Linked DNA regions of Homo sapiens: region 2 is linked to region 1. A link is an interaction called in ENCODE POLR2A ChIA-PET data of the cell type or tissue named here. Cell type or tissue: CD4-positive, alpha-beta T cell. All regions are shown on one strand. Links, peaks and the distances in the headings refer to the core of each region. The heading gives the core; the rest is flanking DNA.

What was found. ChIA-PET counts read pairs that join two places held together with the same protein. Peaks named below come from ENCODE experiments on the same cell type or tissue, not always from the same donor. Only the 100,000 strongest peaks of a DNase experiment are listed, where the experiment ranks them.
Region 2: POLR2A ChIA-PET joins it to region 1 with 6 read pairs; 1 of 35 experiments calls an interaction of 5 or more read pairs at or near these places.

What each region holds. Positions count from the first base shown.
Region 1 is chr4:9,686,466-9,695,724 of GRCh38, forward strand. It overlaps LOC124900660 (a long non-coding RNA gene), which reads left to right. Exons shown (of 5, transcript XR_007058019.1): 5 at 3,825-4,089. It also overlaps the pseudogene FAM86MP. Among named protein-coding and RNA genes, the nearest start is that of DRD5, 91 kb to the right of the region's middle. RefSeq lists silencers at 5,076-5,155, 5,216-5,265, 5,276-5,425 and enhancers at 5,733-6,243, 6,244-6,753. In CD4-positive, alpha-beta T cell, for the core only: no CTCF peak of the experiment used is centred there; a DNase peak (open chromatin) is centred at 5,386; H3K4me3 peaks cover 1,255 bases; H3K27ac peaks cover 2,178 bases.
Region 2 is chr4:9,145,823-9,155,081 of GRCh38, forward strand. It overlaps LOC105369250 (a long non-coding RNA gene), which reads right to left and starts at 6,672. Exons shown (of 4, transcript XR_001741579.3): 1 at 6,071-6,672; 2 at 5,273-5,617. It also overlaps the pseudogene FAM86KP. RefSeq lists silencers at 6,750-6,859, 7,483-7,612. In CD4-positive, alpha-beta T cell, for the core only: no CTCF peak of the experiment used is centred there; DNase peaks (open chromatin) are centred at 6,949 and 7,349; H3K4me3 peaks cover 2,267 bases; H3K27ac peaks cover 1,299 bases.

The DNA.
Region 1 (9,259 bases), core at 2,917-7,916:
CACTTGGCAAATTGTTCATTAGGCAAATGGGTCATTTAGTGAAAAGGTCATTTAGTAAATCGGCTTTCAACGACTTGCCCTATGAGATTTCTCTAGAGTGAGCATTTTCTTGGGTTAAATGTACATTTCATTTCCATAATGAATACTCACTGGCGGCTAGATGGGAAACTTCCCAGGGAACCAGGAGCAACCAGAACAACCTCTTAAAAATCAGGCAATTAAAAACCCTCTGGTTTCTTAACAGGAGCGGAGGTACAGATGGCATCTGCTCTGCAAGGTGCAGTGATCGGGTTCAGCATTGTCACAGGAGCTCTTGCGGTTCTGTTTGTTGCTAGTGTGACATACACAGCCATTCATCGGAAAAAGGACTGAGTGGGCTTTGGGTCTCCTGTAGTTGATCATTCATATGATAACCCATGACAACTCCTTGCCACATGCCACAGGAGGTCCAGCACTCCAAGAACCCAGCAGCCAGGGCCAGCTTCATGGGTTTGCAACCTGGACAGTCCCACAGGGACACAGAAGAGTCCCCACTGTGGTTTAATAATCTGCCATCACCATCTTGAAATTCTTTATTTTTTAACAAGGGTGGCCAGGGATAGTGGCTCATGTCTGTAATCCTAGCACTTTGGGAGGCCAAGGCAGGCAGATGGCTTGAGCCCAAGGAGTTTGAGACCAGCCTGGGCAACATAGCAAGATCCCATCTCTACAGAAAATACAAAAATTAGCCAAGCGTGTAGTCCCAGCTACTTGGAGGCTGAGATGGGAAAATTACCTGAGCCCAGGGAGGTCGAGGCTGCAGGAGCTGAGATTGTACCACTGCACTCCAGCCTGAATGACACAGAGGGATCTTGTCTAAAAAAATAACCACAAGGCCGGGCGTGGGGGCTCATGCCTATAATCCCAGCACTTTGGGATGCTTAGGCGGGCGGATCACTTGAGGTCAGGATTTTGAGACCAGCCTGGTCAACATGGTGAAACCCCATCTCTACTAAAAATACAAAAATTAGCTGGACAAGGTGGCGCATGCCTGTAATCCCAGCTACTCAGGAGGCTGAGGCAGGAGAATTTCTTGAACCTGGGAGGAGGTGGTTGTAGAGAGTCGAGGTCGCGCCATTGCACTCCGGCCTGGGGCACAAGAGTGAAACTCCGTCTCCAGAAAAAAAAAAAAAAACAACCACAACAACAACGAGGGCCCCGCATGTGGCTGAAAACAACAGAAATGTATTGTCTCGCAGGCCTGAATGCTAGAAGTCCAAAATCAGGGTGTCAGCCGGGCTTCGCTTCCTCTGAAACATGTAAGAGAGAATACTTCCTTGCCTCTTCTGGCTTCTGGTGGCCGCTGGCAATGCTTGGTGTTCCTTGTAGATGCATTGCTCTAATCTCTCCTCCCTCATCACATGGCTGCCTTCTCCCTGTGTCTCTGTCTTCACCTGACATTCTCCTCTTTATTTTATTTTTTTGAAATGGAGTTTCCCTCTGTCACCCAGGCTGAAGTGCAGTGGCACAATCTTGGCTCACTGCAACCTCTGCCTCCTAGGTTCAAGTGATTCTCCCACCTCAGCCTCCTGGGTAGCTGGGATTACAGGTGCCCGCCACCACGCAGTGCTAATTTTGTATTTTTAGTAGAGATGGAGTTTCACCATGTTGGCCAGGCTGGTCTCGAACTCCTGACCTCAAGTGATCCACCCACCTCACCCTCCCAAAGTGTGCTGAGATTACAGGCATGAGCCACCATGCCCGGCACTCATTCTCTTCTTTTATAAGGACACCAGTGATTGCATCTGTCCCCCCAACAGCAGCCCCCAATCCAGTATGACTCATCGTTACTTGATTACATCTACAAGTACCCTATTTCCAAATAAGGTCACATTCCTGGGTACCGAGGATTGAGATTTCCAATTTTTTCCCTGACTCAATTTTTTTTAGTCAGGGCCTCACCCTATCACCCAGGCTGGAGTACAGTTATGTGATTATAGTTCACTGCAGCCTCAAACTCCTAGGCTCAAGGGATCCCCTGACCTCAGCCTTCCAAGTGGCTGAGACTACAGGTGCACACCACCATGCCCAACTAATTTTTTTTTTTTTTTTTTGGTACAGATTAGGTCTCACTCTGTTGACCAGGCTGGTCTCCTGACCTCAAGCGATCCTCTTGCCTTGGCCTCCAAAAGCACTGGGATTACAGGCGTTATCCCATGCCTGACCCTCTTTCTACACCTCAATCATTGTATCATTAGCCTGAGCTGCCCATATTCCTTATTCTGCCCATCCCTGACCAATCTCCTCCTTTAACATAACTTCCATCTCGATATCATGGGGCCTGCTGGGCACTGCAAACAGCCTAAGGAAAGTGGAAACTTTACTTAACCTTAAATCCTATTACAAAGTCCACATTGAACATAATTTATATTTGAACTATAAAAATTTTCTGTAAGTTGAAACAGGACCTATAAAGGTCTCTACACCCTGAAGCAACGTTTTAGAAAGAAATCAGTTGGTCCTTTTCTGCAGAAACAATTAACCATAGGAGAGATAAAGGAAAAACTTCAGTGTACTGATTGAACTTCCATGCCCATAGCTTAATTTCTAAAAGGCAATCATTCCATACTGTTAAACTGCCTTAGGTTGCTATTACTGTTATTAAAGAGACCCTCAAAGCCAGAAGTTGAATCTTGATTGTAGTTCTTGCACATAGACACACACTTGCAACTGAAACCACTCAGATTGTTCTAATGCTTCTTCCCATAGCAACACCACCTGGAATTTTACGTTTGGTTTTAAGCATCAGTCATAATCTTCACTTGCACCCGAACACACCGCACCTGTGAGAGCCACGTGACATTAAAAAAATCCTTTCAGTGAGGCCGGGCATGGTGGCTAACGCCTGTAATCCCAGCCCTTTGGGAGGCCAAGGCAGATGGATCATGAGGTCAAGAAATTGAGACAATCCTGGCCAACATGGTGAAAACCTGTCTCTACTAAAAATACAAAAATTAACTGGGCGTGGTGACGCGTGCCTGTAGTTCCAGCTACTCAGGAGGCTGAGGCAAGAGAATCGCTGGAGCCCGGGAGGCAGAGGTTGCCGTGAGCTGAGATCGTGCCGCTGCACTCCAGCCTGGCAACAGAGGGAGACTGTCTGAAACAAAAAAATCCCTTCAGTGCCTTGATCCTTCCAGATTCAGGTCCAAGATAGATGACATTTGTCCCTCATCAGAGCCCGCACACCAAGATAAAGATTTCTTCTGGCCGGGCGCGGTGGCTCACGTCTGTAATCCCAGCACTTTGGGAGGCAGAGGCGGGCAGATCACCTGAAGTCAGGAATTTGAGACCAGCCTGGCCAACATGTTAAAACACTGTCTCTACTAAAAATACAAAAATGGCCCGGCATGGTGGCTCACGCCTGTAATCCCAGCTACTCGGGAGGCTGAGGCAGGAGAATCACTTGAACCCAGGAGGTGGAGGTTGCAGTGAGCCGAGATCGTGCCATTGCACTCCAGCCTGGGCAACAAGAGAGCGAAACTCCGTCTCACAAAAAAAAAAAAAAAAAAGGTTTCTTCTGTGTGCATGGCTCAGCTCTGTGGTCCGCTAGCGTCCTTCCTCAATCCGCTTCCAATCTATGGAATCAGGAAAGACTGAACCAACCTAGATTTATTAATATTTTAGTATAACATAATACAGTGTTACTTACTATGGCATTGACCGTATATACCCTTTTGCTCCTTGGAAGAAAGGCAATTAATAGCTATTATGTGAGTTAGTAAAATAAGCCCAGGATTTATGAGTGTAACTAACCTGTTCCCATTGGTTTTCCTTGTCTCCTACAGGCAGAGAGCTGATCAAAACAGCAAAAGCAAAGCAGTGCCCCTGGCCCAGTTCTGAAGCCAACCTTCCTTAACCACGCAGACCCATCCCTGGTTAGGACTTGCTGTGGATTCTCAGGTGACTCCATCTCAGGATACAGGGACTGAGAGGGTATATGCAATATCTCAGACCCAGAAACCGTTGATTCTGTCTAAAAGCACAGCAATAACCACATCCCACCCTCTTGATTTAAATGAAAGTGTTTGGGAGAATAAAAGATGAACCTTTTTTTTCTTTGTCAGATCTTGCGCTCATTTGGTTCTGGTGGGGAACAACAGCTATGAGAGAACAAGTGTATTCAATTAGAATTAATTCCCCTCTCTTATTCTCATAGCTGAGCAGGGCTCAAGTGCCTCTCATCTGAAAGAGGTAATAAGATTTAATCTGTCTCCTCATCTACCTTCTGCAAGTATACTCAACAAATTAGCTCTCTGGACTCTTCCAAATGGAGTTTTATGAGGCATTTGCTAAGGTAAACGTTTTAGACTTTGAACACAGTTCAGATTTCAGGGGCAGTACTGAAATATGAACTGTGTTGCTAACTGCCCTGCCTTTCAACTCAAGACACAATAACTTTGAACTAAAATAATTATATTTTTGTTGTTTTCCACTCTGTCCCCAAGTCTATATCACCACCACCGCTAATCCCACCCCGCAGGAGCTAACTCCTCCTTCCTGTCCCTGCAAGATCAAAACTCCTCCTGGAAGCCCCGCTAGCTCTGTCTGCTCACCTTCATGGCAGATATCGCTATTGTACTTTTATATTCATTTGTATCATAAGTACTTCAATGTCCACTTCTTCCACGAGCCCCTGAGACCCTGGAGGGTCTGGACCACACCTAGTTTTTCTCACTGTTACATCTGCCTTGCCAGGCGCATGGTAGGCGCTTAGTAAGTATTTGGTGAACGAATGGCTTGTTTGGTGACAGTCCAAAGGCTGGAGGACAGAGGGAAAGCTCCCTCCTGTCGGGCCCCAGACGGGTGGCGCTGATGGAGAGGCGGCTGGGATAAGGCCTCCAGGACCGAAGCGCGCACCCATAAGGCCCCTGCCAAAAAGACCTTCCTGAAGGCGGAGGAACTGCGAGAGTGTCTACTTTGGCCCAAGGCCTGACTCGACGATCCCAGGGACCCTTGCCCTAACCGGCCCCGCCTCCCGGGCCCCAAACCCGTACTCGGCCCCGCCCAAAGCTCCGGCTCCTAGGGCCCGCCCCTGGCCCCGCCTCGGCCGACCATGGCCTTGCTCCTGGGCCTGCCTCAAACCCTCCGCAGGTAACGCCTCCCGAACGTGAGCCACACTCCGATTCCCTCCTCAAACCCCTCCCCGTTTCCCACACCCTGGACCCCTCGCTCCGTCTCGGCCCCGCCCCAAGCCCAGCTCCGTCTCGGCCCCTGAGCCCAGCCCCGACCCACCTCCCAGTCCCTGGGTTCCTCCCGACACCGGCGCCTCCCTAAGCTCCGCCTCCCAGGGCCCGAGCAGCGCCTGGCCATACCCCCATGGCCCGCCTCCTGAGCGTAGCCCGCAGCCCAGACTCGGACCCGCCTCCCGGACCCTGGGCCCCTCCCCACGTCGGCCCTCCCTAAGCTCTGCCTCCCAGAGTCCGAGCACCGCCTGGTCATGTGCTACGACATAGTCAACGCCCCGCCCCGGCCCCGCCTCCTGAGCCCTTCTCTGTGCTATTGTTTTCTTCTTAATAAAATGGGGGATATAATGATAGCTACCTCTTAGGGTTGTTGTCAGAGTTGAGTACAAAAGCCTGTGGATCAGTGCCTGGCTCATGGTAAATGCATGTCGGTGTTAGCTACTGTTTTTATTCGGTCTGAAAATGTTTAATAAATGCCTTTCGTGAGCCCGGCACCATGGATCAGCAGTACCCATGACAGATGAGGCTCTGCTTGCATGGGAGAGCCAGAGAACAAACAAATAAATGAATAAACAAGAAAAGACCAGATGAGAGTAGCTTTAAAGCCAATAAAACAGGGAAATGGTGAATGGAGTAACTGGGGAGAAGAGTCACCAAAGTCGGGGAATCAGGGAAGCCTTCCCCAAAGAGGTGGCATTTGAACTGGGGCCTGAGTGGTGAAGCAGCTAGCCATGGGAAGGGCTTGGGGAACAGGATATGCAAAGTCCCTGTGGTGGAAACAAGCCAGCTGTGGTTGAGGAACAACAGCAAGGCAGCCAGTGTGGCTGGAGTGGAGTGAGCAGGGTGGGCAAGAGGTGAGGGAGAACAGGCCAGAGAGAGGGATTAGGACCAGGTCTTGTAGGGCCTTTTACGGCATGGAAGGAGCTCTGAAGCAATGAAGTGCCTTGCCCCGTGTCACATACCAGCCGAGACAGTCTGCCTAACTCGGGAGCCAAAGCTCGCTGCTGGGCTTGAGGCCCCTGTAAGAGGACAATGTAACCCAGGCTGGTATGGGCACATTCTGCATTTCCACTTAAACTCAGATGGCAAGCCCATCAAACCTTGGTGCCATGGCTGCCCTGGTAATTCCTGGCTGACCAGTGCAACCAGGGAGCTGGCCCATGACCTGGGTGGCAGCTAAGTAGCCAAGACTAATGTGGCCAAGAGTCAGTCTTCTAGCCTTCTTCCTGTGACTCATCCAGGTGCACCTGCAACATTTGAAGGTCAGGCTTTCAGCTGCTGTGGCTTCCACTTCCAACTGGCTCCACGTCCCCAAGGAGAGATCACATAGCGCTTTGCCAACACATTCTATTGCACGTTTAATGTTCCTGTGAATGCACCCTTGAGATTTCTCTCTCTTCCCTCCACATAGAGCTTAGAAGCAAAGTTAAGAGACTCATCAGATTCTGAGCTTCTGTGGGATATTTTGCAGAAGGTAAGAGTCCCAGAGTCCCTGGGACTCATGACCCTGCCTCCTGAATCTCTCCGGAAGACCTGAGAGAAGAACCACAGATGTGCTTGTACCCTTTAAAAACACCCCTGTTCAAAGAACAAAAACATTGAGTCAGCACTGCAGGTGGGTGTCAGCACCTCCGATAGCTCCAGCACTTTTGTTTTCTATCTAAGACTTAGACAAAGACATCAGTATATACAAAAATCTGCATAAGAGGGGGGAATCTAGGGAATGTTTTTTAAACCATCCACAGCAGAAACAGAGATGACAGGTGCAAAACAGCTTCTAGCATTTGGTAGATGCTCAGAGAGTTTCTTTTTTCATTTATGAGGCCTGTCCTGTCCACTCCTGTCTATTCTAGACCTAAATGGGCCCTTGCTTTGCCCAGGGTGGGGTTTGCACTCAAGTGCATCTGCATGAAGGTGAGAGGCAGGATCACCACCCGGCCCAGCCACAGCCTGACCTTGGCCTTGAGGGCCAAGTGCAGATCACCCTGCATCCTGGGTCTTCACCTTCAAAGGGCCATGAGCCCTTCAGAAAAGACAAAGCAACAGACTCCCTCCCAGAAAGAAGTGCACCAGAAGAATACGTTTTCCATACAAACTCAGGGGAGGCAGACATCCTCCACCCCCACCCACCCAGCCCATCCTAGGAGCCCCAGTGAAGAATTCCTGTGCTAGAGGTGAACCAAGATTATCCACGTGGAAAAGATGCAGCCACAGCAGGGAAGACTTTCAGGGCAATACAGTAGGACAGGGCTTCAAGCAGGGAGATACCTGAAGTTATCTTGCACCCTACTCTGAGTTTCACCCTGAGCCTCACTCTCGTAGGTGGTGAAGCATGAAATGTAGGGAGAGCTGCTTTAAAATCCAGCAAAAGGCTGGATGCACTGGCTCACACCTGTAATCTCAGGACTTTGGGAAGCTGAGGTGGACGGAACACCTAAGGTCAGGAGTTCAAGACCGGCCTAGCCAACATAGCAAAAACCCATCTCTACTAAAAATACAAAAAATAGCTGGGCGTGGTGGTGCACGCCTATAGTCCCAGTTACTCGGGAGGCTGAGGCAGGAGAATTGCTTGAACCTGGGAGGTGGAGGCTGCAGTGAGCCAAGATCGGGCCACTGCACTCCAGCCTGGGCAACAGAGCGAGACTCTGTGTCAGAATAAATGAAAAACCAGCACCAGCCTGAAGAGCCTGTATATTGCGTGGGGTACTTTGCTGCCCTTGGGCAGAATCTGCATCCCTCCCAGCCAGCAGGCACTGCGGACCGTCTCCTCCCTCTCCCTCCAGGCTCTTGTTTTCCCACCGTCCCCCCTCCTGCTGCACAATTCCCTCTGCCCTCATTTCCAAGTGCCAGGCTGTGGCCACCTCAGAGCTTGCACCGGCTGTTCCCACTGCCTGGAACTTGCTCGTCCTGCACTTGGCTTCTCTTGGCTTTAGTTGGAGTGTCACCTCCCCTCCATCCTGTCCCCAGGGACACATGCTCCAAGAGAGCAGTTGCCGAGTGGGCCTTCCTGCCTCTTCCATAGAGCCAGACAGTTGGCGACTGTCCTTACTGCAAACCCTGGTTCACACTGGCTCCCCTGGGAGGGAGGTGGTTTGGGCCCACATGCCCTGTGTTCCTGCTCAGAATGGGCATTAGAAATGCTGCCATAGCCTGTGCCACTGCAGTGGAAGCATTTTTAGGAAACGGCTTATATCTTAAGACAAACTGCAGATGCGTGGGGCCAGAACGCTGTGTCCATCTTCATCTTTGCTGAGGGATTGGGTAGCCTGGAGTTTGCCCTCTGCTGTGTTGGCTTGAAGCTCATAGGAGACTTAAGATGGGCTCTCGAGCAACCAACGTTCTGTCCTTTGCTGTAGACTGTGAAGTATCCTGTGTGTGTGAAGCACCCGCCGTCAGTCAAGTATGCCTGGTGCTTTCTCTCAGAACTCATCAAAAAGGTCAGTTATGGGCAGTGTCCACCCAGTAGCCGGACAGCATAGCCACCTGCATGCTGCACACCCTGTCCTTCCCAGGCCCTGGGCCTGCTTTGCAAACCCCAGCATGGCAGGGGCCTCCCCAGGCAACTGGCTGCAGCTGTGTGTGACCCATGGGAAACAGTGCAGGGCGGGAAGAAGGGGAGGCCAGCGTCTCTCCCTCACTCTGCCTCCTGGGGTTTCCGCAGCAGCTGCTTCTCTGGGGCCCCAGTTTCTAGCATATGGATTCTCATTCCTACCAGGCTGGCCCAGCCCACAGCACTGGAACCCTCACCCACACCCTCTGTCCTGCCCGCCAAAGGGTTTGGAGTTTCCTGCTCTTTTCCGTCTCTCGGTTGCCCCACGGGCCCCTGTTGGAAGTTTTTCCTCTTGCCATACCTTTGGAACTAGTTCCTCTGGTGAATTCTCCGCATTGATCCTGCTGGAATGAGCTCTTTCCTGACTGATATAGGATGGATTTTATTTTTTACTTATTTATTTATTTTTTTGAGACACAGTCTCACTGTGTTGCCCAGGCTGGATTATCGTGGCACAATCTCGGCTCACTGAAACCTCTGCCTCCTT
Region 2 (9,259 bases), core at 4,260-9,259, 540 kb before region 1:
AATAAAGCTATTATTAAAAAGCAGCTTTAAGGGCCAGACATAAGGGCCATGCCTGTAATCCCAGCATTTTGAGAAGCCAAGACAGGAGGATCACTTGAGCCCAGGAGTTCAAGCCCAGCCTAGACAACATGGGAAAACCTGGTCTCTACAAAAAATTTAAAAATTAGGCTTGGCGTGGTGGCTCACGCTTGTAATCCCAGCACTTTGGGAGGCTGAGGTAGGTGGATTACTTGAGTTCAGGAGTTCAAAACCAGGCTGGCCAACATGGTGAAACCCTGTCGCTAATAAAAATATTTTTTAAAAATTAGCCAGGCGTGATTGTGTGTGCCGAGGCTGAGGCAGAAGAATCGCTTGAACCCGAGAGGTGGAGGTTGCAGTGAACCGAGATTATGCCACTGCACTCCAACCTGCTGGGCAACAGAGCGAAACTCCATTTCAAAAAAAAAAAAAAAAAACTAAAAATTAAAAATTAGCCAGCGGTGGTGGTTAGTGTTTGTAGTCCCAGCTACTCTGGAGGCTAAAGTGGGAGGATTGCTTGAGCCCAGGAGGTTGAGGCTGCAGTGAGCCAAGATTGTGTCACTACACTCTGGCCTCAGCAACAGAACAAGACCCTGTTTCACAATTTTAAAAACAATTAGAAAACAAGCCTAAAGAAAACACAAAAACCAAAGCTAACTGTGAAACGTAAATGAGGTGGTCTATTTTTTGTTAACTACGAACTAACAATTCATGGCAGAAACAAAGTTTAAGTGATGCTATAGCCGGGCCCTGTGGCTCATGCCAGTAATCCCAACACTTTGGGAGGCTGAGGCGGGTGGATCACCTGAAGTCAGGAGTTTGAGACCAGCCCGGTCAACATGGTGAAACCCCGTCTCTAATAAAAATACAAAAATTAGCCGGGAGTGGTGGCGGGTGCCTATAATCCCAGCTACTCGGGAGGCTGAGACAGGAGAATCGCTTGAACCCCGGGGGCAGAGGTTGCAGTGAGCCAAGATCGCACCATTGCACTCCAGCCTGGGCGACAGAGCAAAACTCCGTCTCAAAAAATAAATAAATAATTAAATAAATGATGCTATAAACCTCATGTGAGGGAAGACTGCCCCAGGTACAGCTTGAAGAACCCTTGCTGTGAATAGGAGCCAAATGCGATAATTCTGTTTGCAACTTCCTTCATGTTAGCTTGTTGCAACTCCGGAGTGTAATAGGTATGAGAAAACTCATGGGGTTACTGTTTAATGCTGGCGGAAATATTCACATTAAAATACAACAGTTTATCACCTAAGTTATATTTTATCCCTGAAGTGGCCCGGAACACTGATTGCTATACACCAATCGCACGCCCATAGCTAAGGCCTTGCCAAGGAGATATTCCACAGTCACCTGGCCTATTTGTAAACGTGGTTTATGACGTTTTGTAACAGAATATCTTGACAGTAGCATGAGAACATTTAACGAGACAAGAACATTCCCCACTGACCAACCAGATGGTTTCAGGGAACAGGATGCTGTGCTCAGTTTAATCTTCTGCTGAACCATTAGGCAGAAAATCCTCTGGGTCAATGCCTCTCACTGAATCCACTTCTCATCCTGTCCACCTGCCTGCTTTGCAGTGCAGAGTAAAGTGGGCCTTCTTTGACCCTCTTCAGGGACCAATGTGCTTGAGGCCATCATGAGGACATTCATTCTTTCTTTTTTTTTTTTTTTTTTTTTTTGGAGAGAGTCTCGCTCTGTCGCTCAGGCTGGAATGCAGTGGTGTGATCTCAGCTCCCCACTGTAACCTCTGCTTCCCAAGTTCAAGTGACTCTCTTGCCTCAGCCTCCTGAGTAGCTGGGATTACAGGCACGCATCACCAGGCCCAGCTAATTTTTCTATTTTTTGTAGAGACAGGGTTTCACCATGTTGACCATGCTGGTGTCGAACTCCTGACTTCAAGTGATCCACCTGCCTCGGCCTCCCAAAGTGCTGGTATTACAGGTGTGAGCCAACATGCCTGGCAGAGGGCTTTCATTCTTCATGGACTGCTCCATAGCCTCAGAGACAGTCGGACTGGTTTCTTCAACCAGAGCGGAGCAGACAGGCAATTTCTGTATCCACCAGGACAAATATTAGCCCAACTCTTCAATGTACAGAGAGCATCACATTTCTTATATACTAGAATATCTGTTGGTCTAAAATATAAATAAATAGTATTGTAGCCAGCCACAGTGGCTCACACCTATAATTGCAGAGATTTGTGGGGCTGAGGCAGGAGGTTCACTTGAGGTCAAGTGTTCGAGACCACCCTGGGCAACATAGCGAGACAACCCCCCCCCCCCACCGCCACCTGCCATCTCTACAAAAATTAAAATAATTAGCTGGGCATAGTAGTGTGGGCCTGTAGTCCCAACTACTTGGGAAACTGATGTGGGTGGATTGCTTGAGCCCAGGAATCTGAGGCTGCAGTGGGCTATGACTGCATCACTGTACTCCAGCTAGACCTTGTCTCAAAAAAAAAAAAAAAAAAGTGTGCAATTGACATTACTTTATCATTTGAAAAGAGGGACAGACAAGAAAGGTATTTGGCATTTACCAAGCAATTACTCATAATCCTCATCCCATCCTACCCCCACCCTTCCCCTAAAAATGTATGTATATGTTTGTATACCATAAAACATACATCTATTTGGCTCTGGAACCAGATTGCTTGGGTTCAATTACCTGATCTAGCATTTGCTCCTGATGACTCAGTGCAGAAAAGCTCTGTAACTCAGTTTCCCCAGCTGTAAAATGGGGAATGGCGCCTTTACTGGGCTGCCATGAGGGTAAAGGGGGTAACATATATTTATAAAGCATTCAGAACAATTCATGATACACAGTAAGCTCTATATATTTGAGCTTATTATTACTGTCAGTACGATTATCATCATTTTGCTGTTTCCAATGGGTACATTTTCTACATTCTCTTTCTTAAAGACCTTTAAGTCCTTGGTATTCTCTCCACCACCACAGAGGGCAGTGTCCTTGTAGTTTAAATTTTCAAAGACTTCATGGATCCAATAAGCACGACATTAACTAAGGGACAGTTTTCTTTCAGTGGATTGGAATCTAAAATGGCTTTTTTATTGTTATTATTGGCCAGGCTGGTCTCGAACTCCTGACTTCAAGTGATTCCCCCCACCTCACCCTCCCAAAGTGTGCTGAGACTCCAGGCATGAGCCACCATGCACGGCCTTCATTCTCTTCTTTTATAAGGACACCAGTCATTGCATCTGCCCCCTCACCAGCAGCCCCCAATCCAGGATGACTCATCGTTACTTGATTACATCTAGAAAGACCCTATTTCCAAATAAGGTCACATTCCTGGGTACCGAGGATTAAGATTTCCAATTTTTTCCCTGACTCATTTTTTTTTTTTTTTTTTTGAGTCAGCGCCTCACCCTGTCATCCAGGCTGGAGTACAGTTATGTGATTATAGCTCACTGCAGCCTCAAACTCCTGGGCTCAAGGGATCCCCTGACCTCAGCCTTCCAAGTGGCTGAGACTACAGGTGCACACCATCATGCCCAACTAATTTTTTTTGTTTTTTTGTGTGTTTTTTTTTTGTACAGGTTAGGTCTCACTCTGTTGACCAGGCTGGTCTGACCTCAAGAGATTCTCTTGCCTTGGCCTCCCAAGGCACTGGGATTACAGGCGTTATCCCATGCTTGGCCCTCTTTCTACACCTCAATCATTGCATCATTAGCCTGAGCTGCGCATATTCCTTATTCTGCCCATCCCTGACCAACCTCCTCCTTTAACATAACTTCCATCTCGATATCATGGGGCCTGCTGGGCACTGCAAACAGCCTAAGGAAAGTGGAAACTTTACTTAACCTTAAATTGTATTACAAAGCCCACATTGAACGTAATTTATATTTAAACTATAAAAATTTTCTGTAAATTAAAACATGACCTATAAAGGTCTCTACACCCTGAAGCAACGTTTTAGAAAGAAATCAATTGGTCCTTTTCTGCAGAAACCATTAACCATAGGAGAGATAAAGGAAAAACTTCAATGTACTGATTGAACTTCCATGCCCATAAGTTAACTTCTAAAAGGCAACCATTCCATATTGTTAAACTGCCTTAGGTTGTTATTACTGTTATGAAAGAGATCTTCAAACCAGAAGTTGAATCTTGACTGTAGTTCTTGCACGTACACGCACACTCTTGCAACTGAAGCCACTCAGATTGTCCTAATGCTGCTCCCCATAGCAACACCACCTGGAATTTTACGTTTGGTTTTAAGCATCAGTCATAATCTTCACTTGCACCCGAACACACCGCACCTGTGAGAGCCACGTGATATTAAAAAAATCCCTTTAGTGAGGCTGGGCGTGGTGGCTCACGCCTGTAATCCTAGCGCTTTGGGAGGCCAAGGTAGGTGGATCATGATGTCAAGAGATTGAGACCATCCTGGCCAACATGGTAACACCCTGTCTCTACTAAAAATACAAAAATTAGCTGGGCGTGGTGATGTGTGCCTGTAGTCCCAGCTACTCGAGATGCTGAGGCAGGAGAATCGCTGGAGCCCGGGAGGCAGAGGTTGCCGTGAGCCGAGGTCGTGCCGCTGCACTCCAGCCTGGCAACAGAGGGAGACTCTCTGAAACAAAAAAAATCCCTTCAGTGCCTTGATCCTTCCAGATTCAGATCCAAGAGAGATGACATTTGTCCATCACCAGACACTGCGCACCAAGATAAAGATTTCTTCTGGCCAGGCGCGGTGGGTCATGCCTGTAATCCCAGCACTTTGGGAGGCAGAGGCGGGTGGATAACCTGAAGTCAGGAATTTGAGACCAGCCTGGCCAAGGTGTTCAAACCCTGTCTCTACCAAAAATACAAAAGTGGCCCGGCAGGGTGGCTCACGCCTGTAATCCCAGCTACTCGGGAGGCTGAGGCAGGAGAATCGCTTGAACCTGGGAGGTGGAGGTTGCAGTGAGCCGAGATCGCACCATTGCACTCCAGCCTGGGCAACTAGAGAGCAAAACTCCGTCTCCAGAAAAAAAGAAAAAAAGATTTCTTCTGTGTGCATGGCTCAGCTCTATGGTCTGCTAGCGTCCTTCCTCAATCTGCTTCCAATCTGTGGACTCAAGAAAGACTGAACCAACCTAGATTAATATTTTAGTGTAACATAATACAGTGTTACTTACTATGACATTGACCGTATATGCCCTTTTGCTCCTTGGAGGAAAGACAATTAATAGCTATTATGTGAGTTAATAAAATAAGCCCAGGATTTATGAGTATAACTAACCTGTTCCCATTGGTTTTCCTCGTCTCCTGCAGGCAGAGAGCTGATCAAAACAGCAAAAGCAAAGCAGTGCCCCTGGCCCAGTTCTGAAGCCAATCTTCCTTAATCACCCAGACCCATCCCTGGTTAGGACTTGCTGTGGATTCTCAGGTGACTCCATCTCAGGATACAGGGACTGAGAGGGTGTATGCAACATCTCAGAGCCAGAAACCATTGATTTTGTCTAAAAACACAGTAATAACCACATCCCATCCTCTTGATTTAAATGAAAGTGTTTGGAAGAATAAAAGATGAACCTTTTTTTTTTGTCAGATCTTGCGCTCATTTGGTTCTGGTGTGGAACAACAGCTATAAGAGAACAAGTGTATTCAATTAGAATTAATTCCCCTCTCTTATTCTCATAGCTGAGCAGGGCTTAAGTGCCTCTCATCTGAAAGAGGTAATAAGATTTTATCTGTCTCCTCATCTACCTTTTGCAAGTATACTTAACAAATTCGCTCTCGGGACTCTTCCAAATGGAGTTTTATGAGGAATTTGCTAAGGTAAACGTTTTAGACTTTGAACACAGTTCAGATTTCAGGGGCAGTACTGAAATCTAAACTGTGTTGCTAACTGCCCTGCCTTTCAACTCAAGACACAATAACTTTGAACTAAAATAATTATATTTTTGTTGTTTTCCACTCTGTCCCCACGTCTATATCACTACCACCCCCAATCCCACCCCGCAGGAGCTAACTCCTCCTTCCTGTCCCTGCAAGATCAAAACTCCTCCTGCAAGCCCCGCTAGCTCTGTCTGCTCACCTTCGTGGTAGATATCGCTATCGTACTTTTATCCTCCTTTGTGTGATAAGTACTTCAATATCCACTTCTTCCACGAGCCCCTGAGTCCCTGAAGGGCCTGGACCACACCTAGTTTTTCTCACCGTTACATATCCCTTGTCAGGCACATGGTAGGCGCTTAAAAAGTATTTGGTGAACGAATGGCTTGTTTGGTGACAGTCCAAAGGCTGGGGGACAGAGGGAAAGCTCCCTCCTTTCGGGCCCCAGACGGGTGGCGCTGATGGAGAGGAGGCTAGCCTAAGTCCTCCAGGACCGAAGCATGCACCCGTAAGGCCCCTGCTAAAAAGACCTTCCTGAAGGCGGAGGAACTGCGAGAGTGCCTACGTTAGCCCAAGGCCTGACCCGACGATCCCAGGGACCCTCGACCTAACTGGCCCCGCCTCCCGGGCCCCAAACCCGGACTCGGCCCCCCCGAAGCTCCGGATCCTGGGGCCCGCCCCTGGCCCCGCGTCGGAAGACCATGGGCTCGCTCCTGGGCCTTCCTCAAACCCTCCGCAGGTAACGCCTCCCGAACTGGAGCCACATTCCGATCCCCTCCTCAAATCCCTCCCCGTTTCCCACACCCTGGACCCCTCGCTCCGTCTCGGCCCCGCCCCAAGCCCAGCTAGGTCTCGGCCCCCGAGCCCAGCCCCGACCGGCCTCCCAGTCCCTGGGTCCCTCCCGACACCGGCCCCTCCCTAAGCTCCGCCTCCCAGGGCCCACCTCCTGAGCGCAGCCCAGCCCGGACTCGGCCCCGCCTCCCGGACCCTGGGCCCCTCCCCACGTGGGCCCGTCCTAAGCTTCGCCTCCCAGAGTCCGCGCACCGCCTGGCCGTGTGCTACGACATAGTCAACGCCCCGCCCCTGCCCCGCCTCCTGAGCCCTTCCCTGGGTCTGGCTTTAGCCCCGCCCTAAGACCTCTCTCCTGGGCTCGGCTCTGAGTCCCGCCTCCTGAACCCAATGGCGTTTATCCCCGCCCTAATGCCCGCCTCCAGGACTCTTATCCTGCCCCCACGCAAGGCACTGCCTCCAGGACGCCACCAACCTGCACGCTTCCGAAGCCCAGCTTCCAGGATCGCCCTATCCTGGCCCCGCCCCAGGAACCGCCAACCTGGACTCTCCCCAGGACCTGCCCCAACGTCGCTTATCCTGGCCCTACCCCAGGCTTCGCCCTCATGACGTTCATCCTGGCCACACCCCAGGCCCCGCCCTCCTAACGCTCATCTTGGCCCCGCCCTAGAGTCCGCCCCCAGGACGCACCTCCTGACCGTATCCCCAGGCCCCGCCCCCTCTCTGCCCCCGCGCACTGCCCTCGGCCCGCCCCCTCTTCAGTCCAGGCCCGGCTTCCTCCAGGTCTCCAGGCAACGCTGCGGCTCCGCCCACGTCATGGCGCCCGAGGAGAACGCGGGGACAGAACTCTGGCTGCAGGGTTTCGAGCGCCGCTTCCTGGCGGCGCGCTCACTGCGCTCCTTCCCCTGGCAGGTGGCCGGCGGGGCGAGCGGAGAGGCCCGCGGGGGTCGCGGGAGTCCAGGGGCAGACGGGATGGGTCTCGGTGCTGAAACCCCTGGCGCTCCGGCCACGTGCGTTCCTGGGCTCTCCCCGGTCAGGGCCGCGAGACCCGGTCCCCGTCCCTGGGGCCTGGCCAGAGTCGCTCGCACCCCTTCTGCCCCGCGAGCTGGCGGCGGAAGCTGGGGGCGTCTCCACCGCCCTGGGGGGCAGACGCGCGTTCGGTGTGGGGCACAGTTCACGATCATTTTCACGACTTTTTAAAGGCAGTAATCGTTCTGGTCACTGGGACACAGCTGCGCTCGCCCATTCTAAAAAGTCAGCGCCCTCAGGCCCGCGGGTAACCACCGCCTCCTGAGCGCGGTGACCAGGTCACAGGCTGTCTCTCATGCCTCAGTGTTCTCATCTGTATGTCGAGCACTGCACAGAATCGGCTCATGCGCTGAGGCTTTCACGCCTGTGATGGAAGAGACAGAGAAGGGGGTGGCCTCTCCTCTCCCTGGGGACCTGCCATTCTCAGCATAGGCATATGGCAGGCAGCAGCCTCCCTTCTGCCAGCAGAGGGGCTTAATGCACCCCGCTCCATTTGTAATTCATGTGCAGTGAGCTCACTGGGATGAGTCAGTTTGGATATATATTCCTCCCTGTGTCTGCCCCATTTTATGGGGTGTTGCTTAATCATTTGCGTTATTGCATTGACATAAAATATTTAGCACTCAGGGATCATTTCTGGTCAGGAGAAATTTGTGCATTTTTAACCCAAAATAGAAACCTTCATAAAAGCATCATAGGTCTCCATTCAATATTGACTATAATTGTTCACATGCCCACACTGAATGCTAACTTGGGCTCACCCTCAACACCCACGAGGTGGGTACTATTATTATCACTCACATTTGACCAGAGGGATTGTTTGATTAGGGTGAAGTAGTTGAGAGTTCAGACCCAGGAGACAGCCTGCCTGCTTCGAATCCTGGCCCAACCCCTGGCCCTGTGTGACCTTGGGCAAGTGACTGCATCTCTCTGTGTTATTGTTTTCTTATTAACAAAATGGGGGATATAATGATACCTACCTCTTAGGGTTGTTGTCAGCGTTGAATACAAAAGCCTGCGGATCAGTGCCTGGCTCATGGTAAATGCATGTCGGTGTTAGCTAGTGTTTTATTCAGTCTCAAAATGCCTTCCGTGAGCCAGGCACCATGGATCAGCTGTACCCATGATAGATGAGGCTCTGCTTGCATGGGAGAGCCAGAGAATAAACAAATAAATGAATAAACAAGAAAATACCAGATTAGAGTGGCTTTAAAACCAATAAAACAGGGAAATAGTGAATGGAGCAACTGGGAAAAAGTGTCAACAAAGTCAGGGAATCAGGGAAGCCTTCCCCAAAGGGGTGGCATTTGAACTGAGGCCTGAGTGGTGAAGCAGCCAGCCATGGGAAGGGTTTGGGGAACAGGATATGCAAAGGCCCTGTGGTGGAAATAAGCCAGCTGTGGTTGAGGAACAACAGCAAGGCAGCCAGTGTGGCTGGAGTGGAGTGAGCAGGGTGGGCCAGGGGTGAGGGAGAACAGGCCAGAGAGGGGGATTAGCAGCAGGTCTTGTAGGGCCTTTTATGGCATGGAAGGAGCTCTGAAGCAATGAAGTGCCTTGCCGTGTGTCACATACC